Regions from separate parts of the Homo sapiens genome. Here region 2 is linked to region 1. The links are chromatin contacts, found by Hi-C in ENCODE. All regions are on one chromosome and are shown on one strand. Each heading gives the region's core, a stretch centred on a gene start or an enhancer-like site at or near the end of the contact. The rest is flanking DNA. Distances are from core to core; before and after follow the strand shown. Region 1 holds the start of FAS-AS1 (FAS antisense RNA 1). Region 2 overlaps LOC124902479 (a long non-coding RNA gene).

The links. Hi-C counts contacts between places; a loop is a spot of excess contacts on that map. Pooled maps may share reads with other maps.
Region 2: a loop to region 1 is called in a pooled map, with 3 times the contacts of the local background. The contact joins the enhancer-like site here to the promoter of FAS-AS1 in region 1. A Hi-C loop is called at or near these places in 4 of 37 single-sample maps with no recorded cell type and 3 of 50 pooled maps.

What each region holds. Positions count from the first base shown.
Region 1 is chr10:88,991,725-88,997,118 of GRCh38, forward strand. FAS-AS1 (FAS antisense RNA 1) reads right to left here and starts at 1,251. Exons shown (of 1, transcript NR_028371.1): 1 at 1-1,251. The region is part of intron 1 of FAS (Fas cell surface death receptor); the gene reads left to right. RefSeq lists an enhancer at 1-9.
Region 2 is chr10:91,002,518-91,008,081 of GRCh38, forward strand. All of the region lies in intron 1 of LOC124902479 (a long non-coding RNA gene), which reads right to left. Among named protein-coding and RNA genes, the nearest start is that of LINC00502, 41 kb to the right of the region's middle. Within about 2 kb of position 3,939, at least 8 of the 41 ENCODE cell types and tissues checked have a DNase peak (open chromatin) inside an H3K27ac peak, as active enhancers do.

The sequences.
Region 1 (5,394 bases), core at 1-2,500:
CTTGGTCTCCTGCTGGGGTTGGTGGTACTCGTTCCCACCGCACAGAACCCGGCGCCTATTATTGGCCAAGAAACTTGAGCAGCCTGTTTTGAAAAGTCCCTCGCTCAGAAATGCCAGCTTGCAGATGGCTAATCAAAGAGACGTGGATCCAGGAGGCTCATTTGAGTACCGGAGCCTCTGAGAGTCCATGGATTTTTATTTTATTGGGCCCCAACAAAGTGCCAGGCATAGCGAGAGAAGTGTTTACAAATGTGATCTCCGCGGATTCTCACGAGAGCCATGTAGTGGGGAAGATAACCACATCCCCATTTTACAGATGGCGAAATGAGGTTCAGAGAGCTTCAGTAATTCAGCCAAGATCACACAGCTAGTAAATGGGAGATATGGGATTGAACTCAGATCTAATTCCAAAACTCAGGCTGTTCGCTGATTGCATCTGATATCCAGATTACACCAAGAGGCTGAGATGTCTGGGTCCATTTTATGATTAGAAAAAAAAATCCTGTTCCTTTCAGAAATAGTGTGCACTATTTGGGATTCTTTAGAAACTTCCTTGGAGAAAATTAATGATTCAAGATTGAGAAAACATTTATACAACCTCAGGCCACACTCTTCTCTCTCTTGTTATTAACCATTGCACCACTGCAATGTTGGCTGCTTTGAAAATCTCATAGTTTTTGGACAGCAGTATTAGTAAAGTGTAAGAAAATTGTCAAAGCTTGGAGCTATGCTTGTTGAACTTTTGTACCAATAGCACCTTTACCAGAGGCTGCGTGTTTAAAGCCCGAAGAAAACTTTGCTTTTCTGAAAGAATACACACACACACGCATATGTAAATATTCATACATTTATGTATATATACATATTATAATACCTATAAGTTAGGTATAACTTATATTTGTATATGATATATGGCCTAGGAAATTAAGGCTTATTAAATAAAATTTATAAATGCAGATGAGTCAAATACAAAGATCAGACATAACTCTATCACCTAAGTAATCATTGTTTACGTTTTGCAGTTTATCTTCCATTTCTCCCCTCTAATATGACTCTTTTAAATTTAGTTACACAGAAATTGGTTTTGCGCTCACGACATGCCTAACATCAGGCCTTTATCCTTAAAGAAGTTTCAACACTCTTGTGTCACCTCATGTGTCTACAGAAAATGTTTGCTTTTATGCCTTCACGGTTATGTTTTCTTAGTAGTAGCAATAAATAAAATAGATGCAAAGTGCTAATTACTTGGAATACAGAAGCAAATTTTAATTCTATTAATGGGCTGGACATAGATGGGTGGGGAGCTGTTTTCTGCTTTTCCCCTCTTCCCCTAGTCCTCTGACTCTGGTGATAACTATAGTCAACAAGTATCCCCATCCTTAACCCCTTTTGCTTCTCTTTCTCTTTCCTTCTCTCAACCTTCCTGGTGTTAGTTTTCTCTTTCCTATTTCTGAGTGTTTTTACTCCGACACTTACAATAAAAAAGTTTGAAATCCCAAAAAGTTGACAAATTTCTAAAGGAGACAGAAAAAGAGTCAAACTTACTTTACAAATTAATTTGAGAAATAGCTGTGGGTTGCATTTTTTTTTTTTATTGTGCATGACCCTGTTATTGGCCAAGAAACTTGAGCAGCCTGTTTTGGAAAGTCCCTCGCTCAGAAATGCCAGCTTGCTAATTGAAGGGATGTGGATCCATGAGGCTCATTTGAATTCCGAAGCCTCTAAGAGTCCATGGATTTTTATTTTATTGGGCCCCAACAGGTTTTGTCTTGCATTATTTAGGACATTGGCCAGGCAATCACTGGACAGCCAGTTTGCTCTCCTTTACATTTTGTAGAATGGTTATCTTATGGTCAAAGGAAAGGGAGAGGGCCTTTGGAAAATAAAGCTGTGTATTTACAAGCAGTCATACAGAATAGTTTTGTGGGGAAAATAAAGAACAGTTATTTAATTTGTAATTTAATCATTTTTCTTAAACCAACCCAAAGAGCATAAAATGGAATATTTATTTATTTTTGTAGCTTAATTTGTAATTTAATAATTTTTCTTAAGCCAACCTAACGAACATATTGGGCTGTTTATTTTCATTTTTAATGGGCCATATTTACATCACAAAGGACTTGAGAAGTCTTACAAATACAATAAAATGATAAAATATGAATTAAGACATTAGCAACCAGGATGGAAAAACACAAATTTGTAAATGATGGCCAGGTTTGCAAGCAAAAATTAAATTGATAAATGGCAGCACCCCCACTACCAGCTATAGTTAGACTGATGAAAAATCCTCTAATGTTCATGCCTGAAATACAGTTACCACCCTTAGCAGCAAATTAGAGGCAAAGAAGTTCTGGAATTTGGACGTTGTCTCTGAGTAAGCTCTTTGAGACACTGGACAAGTAATTTCCTTCTGAATACTCTTATACTGACACATAGGAGAAGTGTCAGTGTTTCAAAGGAATCTCTTTGAAGGCTACTACATTGCTTTAGGGGTGCCAGATTACCAGAGTAAACTGCCAGTTTGAGAGAATAACTGTTTCTTAAGAGATGGTCTGAAACCTAAGTAAGGAAATCCCCCCACTTGAAAGCCCCTAGGAAGTTAATTGCTTTTGGCAAATTATCTTGGGCCCCAAAAGTCCCTTGATGAGCACATGTTTTGTAATAGGTACTAAAGACTATTTACTTATGATGAAAAATAAAATAACACAATTTAAAACTTGAAATTGATAAAAAGCAACTTGAAACCAAATTTAGGACAGTGAACCCATCCCTTTCTTATTTTTAAATAGGTAAATATAGAAAAAATGACCACATGATGTGAAACAAAAAGCAAATATTTAAAAACTACATTTATACTTTATCTCACCACACTAATGTAAAGAATTTTGATTTTACTTATAAATTCTTAGCCTTGTCTACACATATACATAATTGCATGTTTAATTTGAGCTATATATAGTCTGTTTTTTGTTCCTTTGCATGTTACACAAACCTTTTTCTATTTCTACATAATTTTTATCTCATATTTTTTATTGGATACATTATAGAGAGAGCATTTATTAAATGAGCTGGGATTACTATAATTTTTATTATTTATTTTTTAATTTATTACTTATTTTTATAATTTACTATTGAAAAAAAGCATTTCTTAAATGTACTGGGATACATATATATATATGACTTTTTCTTGTTACTAAAAAATTACTCATAGAACTTACATATTAAAATTTTAGGACTTGTGATGAAAAATAATAAAATAATTCAAAACGATAAAAAGCAACATAATTTTATATGTTGTACCTTGTACTTCCTTATAAGGTACAACACTACAATAGCCTTAGTGTGTAGTTTTCTTTTTGCTATGTATGTATATATATATTCATAAAAGTGGAAAAATAACATTTAATAAATCCTCTTTATTTTCTGGAAAATCCTTGCTTTAAAAAAAGTCTTTAGCTTTTTATATAGTTCTACTTCTAACACCAATTAAATATCTTCAATTCAGTCTCAAGCAGGAACAAATCTTCAGTCCACTTGCCTACCTTTACTGTCTTTGAAGTGACAGTGTGAGTAGTAAAGCCCAAATCAGAGAGAAATTGACTTTTGTAAGATTGGTAACTTCACCTTCCCCGGAAGGAAATGAGGTGGTTCTTCCCTTTGATCACAACTGCTTTCTTGATTTGAAATAAACTGTTGTACAGCCCAGTCACCCCATCTTTAGACATTTAGAAATGGCAATCATAGTTATATAGGACAACTAGCCTGAGTCCCACTAAGTAGAAATGATAGTGAATTTAGTATAAGATTATACCTTTAGGCTGGGCAGGTGACTCACACCTGTCACCCAGCACTTCAGGAGGCCAAGGTGGGTGGATCATGGATCACTTGAGATTAGGAGTTTGAGACCAGCCTGGCCAACATGGCAAAAACCCAACTCTACTGAAAATACACAAATTAGCTGGGTGTGGTGGCGTGCCTGTTATCTCAGCTACTCGGGAGGTCGCGGCAGGAGAATCACTGGAACCTGGGAGGTGGAAGTTGCAGTGAGCCAAGATCATGCCACTGCACTCCAGGCTGGGCGACAGAGTGAGACTCCGTCTACAAAGAAAACAAAGAAACAAAAAATCATACCTTTAGAGCAAGGCCAGCCTTGTGAATTAGCAAATCTGACTACAAATTCAATCAGCAGATGTACTCAGCCCAGCAAAGTGAGCAAGCTTACTATAGGTTGTGTTAAGGCATGGACTGGGATAAACTGGCAAAATTAGAGTAAATTTGACAATTTGACATTGGATTCATTAATGATAGCCTGTCCTTCAATGAAGTCAGGCAGCATTGTGTTTCTATTCACCTCTGTGTTTTGTGAGGCTATAAAAATATAAGATATGAGAAATGTGAATACTTTTTATTTGTGAGGGCAGATATCTTGAAAAAGAGAGCGAGAGGAAGTCAGAGTATGCGGGTGAAGACTCTTGTTTTTTTGCTGAGGATTTAGCTTTGGTTTTTAGCCATTCTCACAGAGATCATTGGTCCTAATTAACTGGTTGTTGTTGTTTTTTTTCATGTGAATGTCTGTAAGGTTTCAGGCTTGATTTTAAAAATTGGGCCTATACTCACAGAAAGACAAATACTGCATGATCTCGTTTATATGTGGAATCTAAAAGTTTTGAATCCATAAAAGTAGAGAGTAGAATAGTGGTTACCAGAGGCTAGTTGGGGGCAAAGTTGGGGGATTTAGGGAGATATTGGTCAAAGGATACAAAATTTCAGTTAGGAGGAATAAGTTCAAGAGATCTAGTGTACAACTTGATGTCTATAGCTAATAACAATGTATTGTATACTTGAAAATTACTAAGAGTAGATTTTAAGTGTTCTCGCCACACACACACAAAAGAAAATGATAAGTATGTGAAGGAATGCCCAATGTAATTAGCTCGATTTAGCTAATTATCTTCCAAAATATGTACATAATTATCTTCCAAAATATGTACATAATTCAAGACATCATGTTATATACCATAAATATATATAATTTTTTTATTTGTCGAATAAAAATAATACAAAAAAACCCTGGGCCTATACTGCCCACAGGTAGTGGCCACAGGCAGAGCTGGTCCCAAGCCCCTCCCTCTCTCTGTAGTCCCTTATCCCAGGTTGCTTTATTCTTGTATGACCCACGTGGCCCCTCTGGGCTTGTAAGGGCTCTGGGGCTGTATTTTAGGACTCTATAGCCCTTACATTACCCATTTCCTCTACCAAAGGTCATTTCTCTTATCTTCAAGCTTATTTTTGGAAGGGTCATTATTTCTTCATGAGAAGTCAAATTCTGATTTGCAAGTGCTGAACACAGATGCCATTAGTCTATAAAACTCTTATATTCTCACATGTAAATGT
Region 2 (5,564 bases), core at 2,689-5,188, 2.0 Mb after region 1:
TCCAGAAGTCTGGGCCAAACAAATCTCTTTTCTTTATAAATTACCCCAGTCTGTAGCATTCTGTTGTAGCAGTAGAAGAGGGAGTCACACAGGAGGGTGGTGGTAGGAGACGAGCTTGGAGAGAAGGCACAAGCTGAGTTCTGGGTGGTAGGTCTGTATGCAGTGTCATGGGACTTGGACATTTCCACTTTATTTCGTTTACTTATTGCCATTTTTATTCTGGCCTTTTAAATTGTTGCTCTTCTCTTATCCAATGCAGACACAGTTTATTTCTGAGACATATAGTTTGCGAAATCAGAAACTTTAGGCATCATCAAAATAAATTTCCCACATTGCATACCAGTAAAAATAAGATTGCAGTGACTCTGAGCTGCCAGCTGCCACATGGCAGGCACTTAGTCCTTGGCCCCTAAGGCAATTCTAAAGATCCCTATAAGATGCTTTCTTATGTGTATTATTAAGACGACCAACTCATCCCAGCTTGTCCAGGACTTTCCTGGTTTTACCACTGAATGTTCTGGGGTCCAAGAACCTCTCAGTCCAAAGCAAACCAGGTTGCTCATCCTAAGTGTGTTTGGAAACATGTCTGACCTGCTCACGTGTTTTTGCTCAGGGCCCCTCCTCAAGCTGCCAAGCCACTGCCTCAGCCAAACACCCCAGGGAGCTCTGATAACCTCCAGCAACTCTCCCTGGCCAATCTCTGTTAGGCAACAGATGCCACCCTTCTAGCTTTGGGGAAGGAGACATAGCCCTCCTACACTGAGTTCCAGACATGCTTACCTACCCCCTACATCAACTTTCCAGAGCTCCACTGTATTAGTCTGTTCTCACATTGCTAATAAAGACATACCCAAGACTGGGTAATGTATAAAGAAAAAGAGATTTAATGGACTCACAGTTTCACATGGCTGGGGAGGCCTCACAATCATGGCAGAAGGTGATGGAGGAGCAAAGGCACATCTTATATGATGGCAGTCAAAAGTGTGTGTGCAGGGGAATTGCCCTTTATAAAACCATCAGATCTCATAAGACTTATTCACTACCATGAGAACAGCACAGGAAAATCCGCCCCCATGATTCAATTACTTCCCACCAGGTTCCTCCTACAACATGTGGGGATTATAGGAGCTACAATTCAAGATGAGATTTTGGTGGGGAGACAGCCAAACCATATCATTCCACCCCTGGCTCCTCCAAAATCTCATGTGCTCACATTTCAAAACCAACCATGCCTTCCCAATAGTCTTCCAAAGTCTTAACTCATGTCACCATTAACTCAAAAGTCCACAGTCCAAAGTCTCATCTAAGAAAAGGCAAATCCCTTCTGCCTACGAGCCTGTAAAATCAAAAGCAAGTTAGTTACTTCCTAGATACAATGGGGTACAGGCATTGGGTAAATACCCCCATTCCAAATGGGAGAAATTGACAAAAACAAAGGGGCTATAGGCCCCATGCAAGTCCAAAATCCAGTGGGGCAGCCAAATCTTAAATCTCGGAAATTATCTCCTTTGACTTCATGTCTCACATCCAGGTCACGCTGATGAAAGAGGTGGGCTCCCATGATCTTGGGCAGCTCTGTTCCTGTGGCTTTGCAGGGTACAGCCCCGCTCCTGGCTGCTTTTATGAGCTAGCATTGAGTGTCTATAGCTTTTCCAGGCTCACAGTGTAAGCTGTCAGTGGATCCGCCATTCTAGGGTCTGGAGGACAGTGGTCCTCTTCTCATAGCTCCACTAGGCAGTGCCCCAGTGGGGACTCTGGGTGGGGGCTCCAACCCCACATTTCCCTTCTGCACTGCCCTAGCAGAGGTTCTCCATCAGGGCTCTGCCCCTGTAGCACACCTCTGCCTGGACATCCAGGTGTTTCTATACATCCTCTGAAATCTAGGCAGAGGTTCCCAAACCTCAACTCTTGTCATTTGCACACCCACAGGACAAGCTCCACATGAAAGCTGCCAAGGCTTGGGGCTTGCACCCTTTGAAGCCATGGCCCGAGCTGTACCTTGGCCTCTTTCAGCCATGGCTGGAGCAGCTAGGACACAGAGCACCAAGACCCTTGACTGCACACAGCAGAAGGGCCCTGGGCCCAGCCCACAAAACCATTTTTTCTGATTAGGCCTCCAGGCCTGTGATGGGAGGGGCTGCCATGAAGTTCTCTGACATGCCCTGGATACATTTTCCCCTGTCTTAGCGAATAGCATTTGGCTCCTTGTTACTTCTGCAAATTTCTGTAGCTAGCTTGAATTTCTCCCTAGAAAATGGTTTTTTCTTTTCTACTGCATCATCAGGCTGCAAAATTTTCGAACTTTTATGCCCTGCCACCTCTTGAATGCTTTGTTGCTTAGAAATTTCTTCCACCAGATACCCCACGTTATCTCTCTGAAGTTCAAAGTTCCACAGATCTCTAGGGCAGGGGCAAAATGCCACCAGTCTCTTTGCATAGCAAGAACGACCTTTACTCCAGTTCCCAACAAGCTCCTCATCTCCATCTGAGACCACCTCAGCCCAGACTTTATTGTCCCTATCACTGTCAGCATTTTGGTCAAAGCCATTCAACAAGTCCCTAGGAAGTTCCAAACTTTCCCACATCTTCCTATCTTCTGAGCCCTCCAAGTCTCTAGGAAATTCCAAACATTCCCACATTTTTCTACCTTCTTCTGAGCCCCAACTGTTCCAACCTCTGCCCATTACCCAGTTCCAAAGTTGCTTCCACATTTTTGGGTATCTTTACAGCAGCTCCCCACTTTCTGCAGCACCAATTTATTGTATTAGTCTGTTCTCACACTGCTAATAAAATACCCAAGACTGGGTAATTTATAAAGAAAAGGAGGTTTAATGGACTCACAGTCCCACATGGCTGGGGAGGCCTCACAATCATGGCAGAAGTTGAATGAGGAGCAAAGTCACGTCTGACATGGCAGCAGGCAAGAGAGCATGTGCAGGGGAACTCCCCTTTGTAAAACCATCAGATCTTATGAGACTTATTCACTATCATGAGAACAGCACGAGAAAACTCACCCCCATGATTCAATTACCTCCCACCTAGTTCCTCTCACAACATGTGGGGATTATGGGAGCTATAATTCAAGATAGAGATTTGCATGGGGACACAGCCGAACCATATCACCACCAGACAATTAACAAAACTTCTTCAAAGGCTTATGGATAATGGAAGGAAAGCTCAGCCTCAAAGGTAATTTCAACTTTTGGCAAAGCAGCTACCTGAAACACACCTACCAGAGCCATTCTCAGTAGCAGGTCCAGCTCCACATGAGAGTCCAGCACATGTCTGCCACCAGAAAGTTTGGGCCCAGCTGTCAAATGGCTTTGAGAGAGAAAAGACTTCTCTGTCCCTCTAGTTTCAGGCTGGCTTCCCAGAGAGGTAGAAACTACTACTGCTGCCTGGCATTCATTCCCCCGCTTTCTTAGTAAAAAGCACCCTGATTTACTTAGGAGGGTAAAGTGCCCAGATAACAGGCTTCATTTCTCAATTCCTCAGCCAGCTGTGGAAGTGTTTGGGGGAATGTCAGAAAAGCTATTTAAAGGGAGAATCAGTGAGGAGGTCTCACTCCAATACACATACACTCACACATGCTATTAATTTTTCCTCTTTCATCTTTCTTCCTTCTAGGCTTCAATGTGGATATGATGGCTGGAGCTCCAGCAGCCATCCTGTGACCCTGAGAACAAGCCATTCATTGAGGCTAATGAAGCAGGAAGAAGGAATCCTGAGTCCTTGGGAAACAAGGATCTACCTGAATAGCTCCGAATGCCTACTTCTAGATGTCCTTTTAGAAAGAGAAGCACACCCTTGTGTATTTCAGCCACTGCTATTTAAGGTTTAACCTAATCATGATATAATTGGTTTTTCTTGGAATGATTCAGTGGTAATTTTTTCTTCCATAAGAAGCAATCCCAACCCCTACCACTAGGGGGTGGCCTTGCCCTGTAGGCCTCAACATGACAATTACATCACTGCATATCAGAGTCCAACATCAGTGCATTCTGTGTAATTCAGTCTCAAATAACAACGTGCATGTGACAGCAGTGGTCCAGTCTGAGCTAAGCTGTGCCAAACTCCATCCAGTTCCTTTAGCATGAGATTTGGATCTCATGCTTTTCTTCTCTTTTCTATATCCAATTCTTCAGCTTGGACCCAAAAAAGCAAGCCCCAGGACCAAAAAAGTATGCAGAGAAGCAGCTCTGACTCTAGCAAACACACAGTTTGTATTTCCAAACAGAACAATGAGCTTCTAGTCTGAACAACATCCCATTTGATGGTAACTTGATACTTTCCTCTTTTTGTTTTTCCAGCAAGAAGCAATGGGTAGGTACTTGCTTTACATTTGTGAAAAGATACCTGGCTGGTGGGTCTGATAAAGAGAGACTCTACCCTGGCAGGATTATTGATATCTCTACCTCCTACAAGATGGAAAATCACTTGCAGCATTTAAGTGACTGTTTTTCCAGTTTATGCTGATCAAAGTTTCAAAAATCTCTAGGCAGAGTTTTAGTCACTAATAATCTGAAGTGAAGGGAATAATTTATCTAATTATTGCTCAGGCTAAAAGCAAGCTGCTGTCTCAAAATGAAAGTACAGTGCTAGTTCTATAAATACCCACTCACAACTAACCAACAAAGGAGTTTGTGGTGTGAGAAGTGGAACTTTTGATAGTTTCAGATTGCATTGCTTTGGTGTCATCTGTGCTCTCCTTGTCTACCTCCATTTACATCGTGATGCTGTATAGTTAAGACTTGGGCAGAGGGAGGAAAGGGGTTCATGGGGAGCTAGTAATCCTGCATTTTTCCTCAATTTTCTTACTAGACTGCCATATTAGATAAGAACAAAAAATGTGCCTATTGAATAGTCTAACCAAAGAACTTAAGAAAGAATCACTTTTTTTCCTCCATTTCGGTAAAGACCGTGCCGAAAGTTTTCATATGTAATAAAACCAGTGATCACCAGTTAATCTCAACCTAAGAGAAAGAACCAAAATGAACCACTCACAAGAATAGAAACAGGCATCCCTTGGGAGTAGGGTTTAACAAATGAAAATACAGGACACTCTGTAATTTGATTTTTCTGCAATATTTGGGACGCGCTTATATGAAAAAATTATTTGATATTTATTCAAAATTCAAATTTAATGGTATGTCCAGGATTTTATCTGGCAACCCTACTTGGGGGTAAAGAATCTGTTCCTTCCTTGTGGGGGATGGGAAGAACAGTACAAAATGAGCAGATTCTGAAATATATCAAGGAAACTGTCACTGGAAAAGTCACTGATTAAAAACAAAACACCCACAAACCACTAGGCCCTGTGCACAGGTTCCTCCAAGAAGCTAAGTCTTCTTGTTTTTTATCTTTTGTATCTTCACAGAGTCTAGATGCCCTCCTGCTCTGGGTATATTGAGAGCTCAGTGAGGAGTGCTGACCAACTGGATAGTCAATGACCACTGAGGAGGAGGTGGCTATGCAAGCCCCAGATCTCTGGGATCATGTGTTCTGTACTTTCAGATGTGCATCTGCAAAGGCCTGGAGTGCCAAGTGTCCTCTCCTTAGAGAGG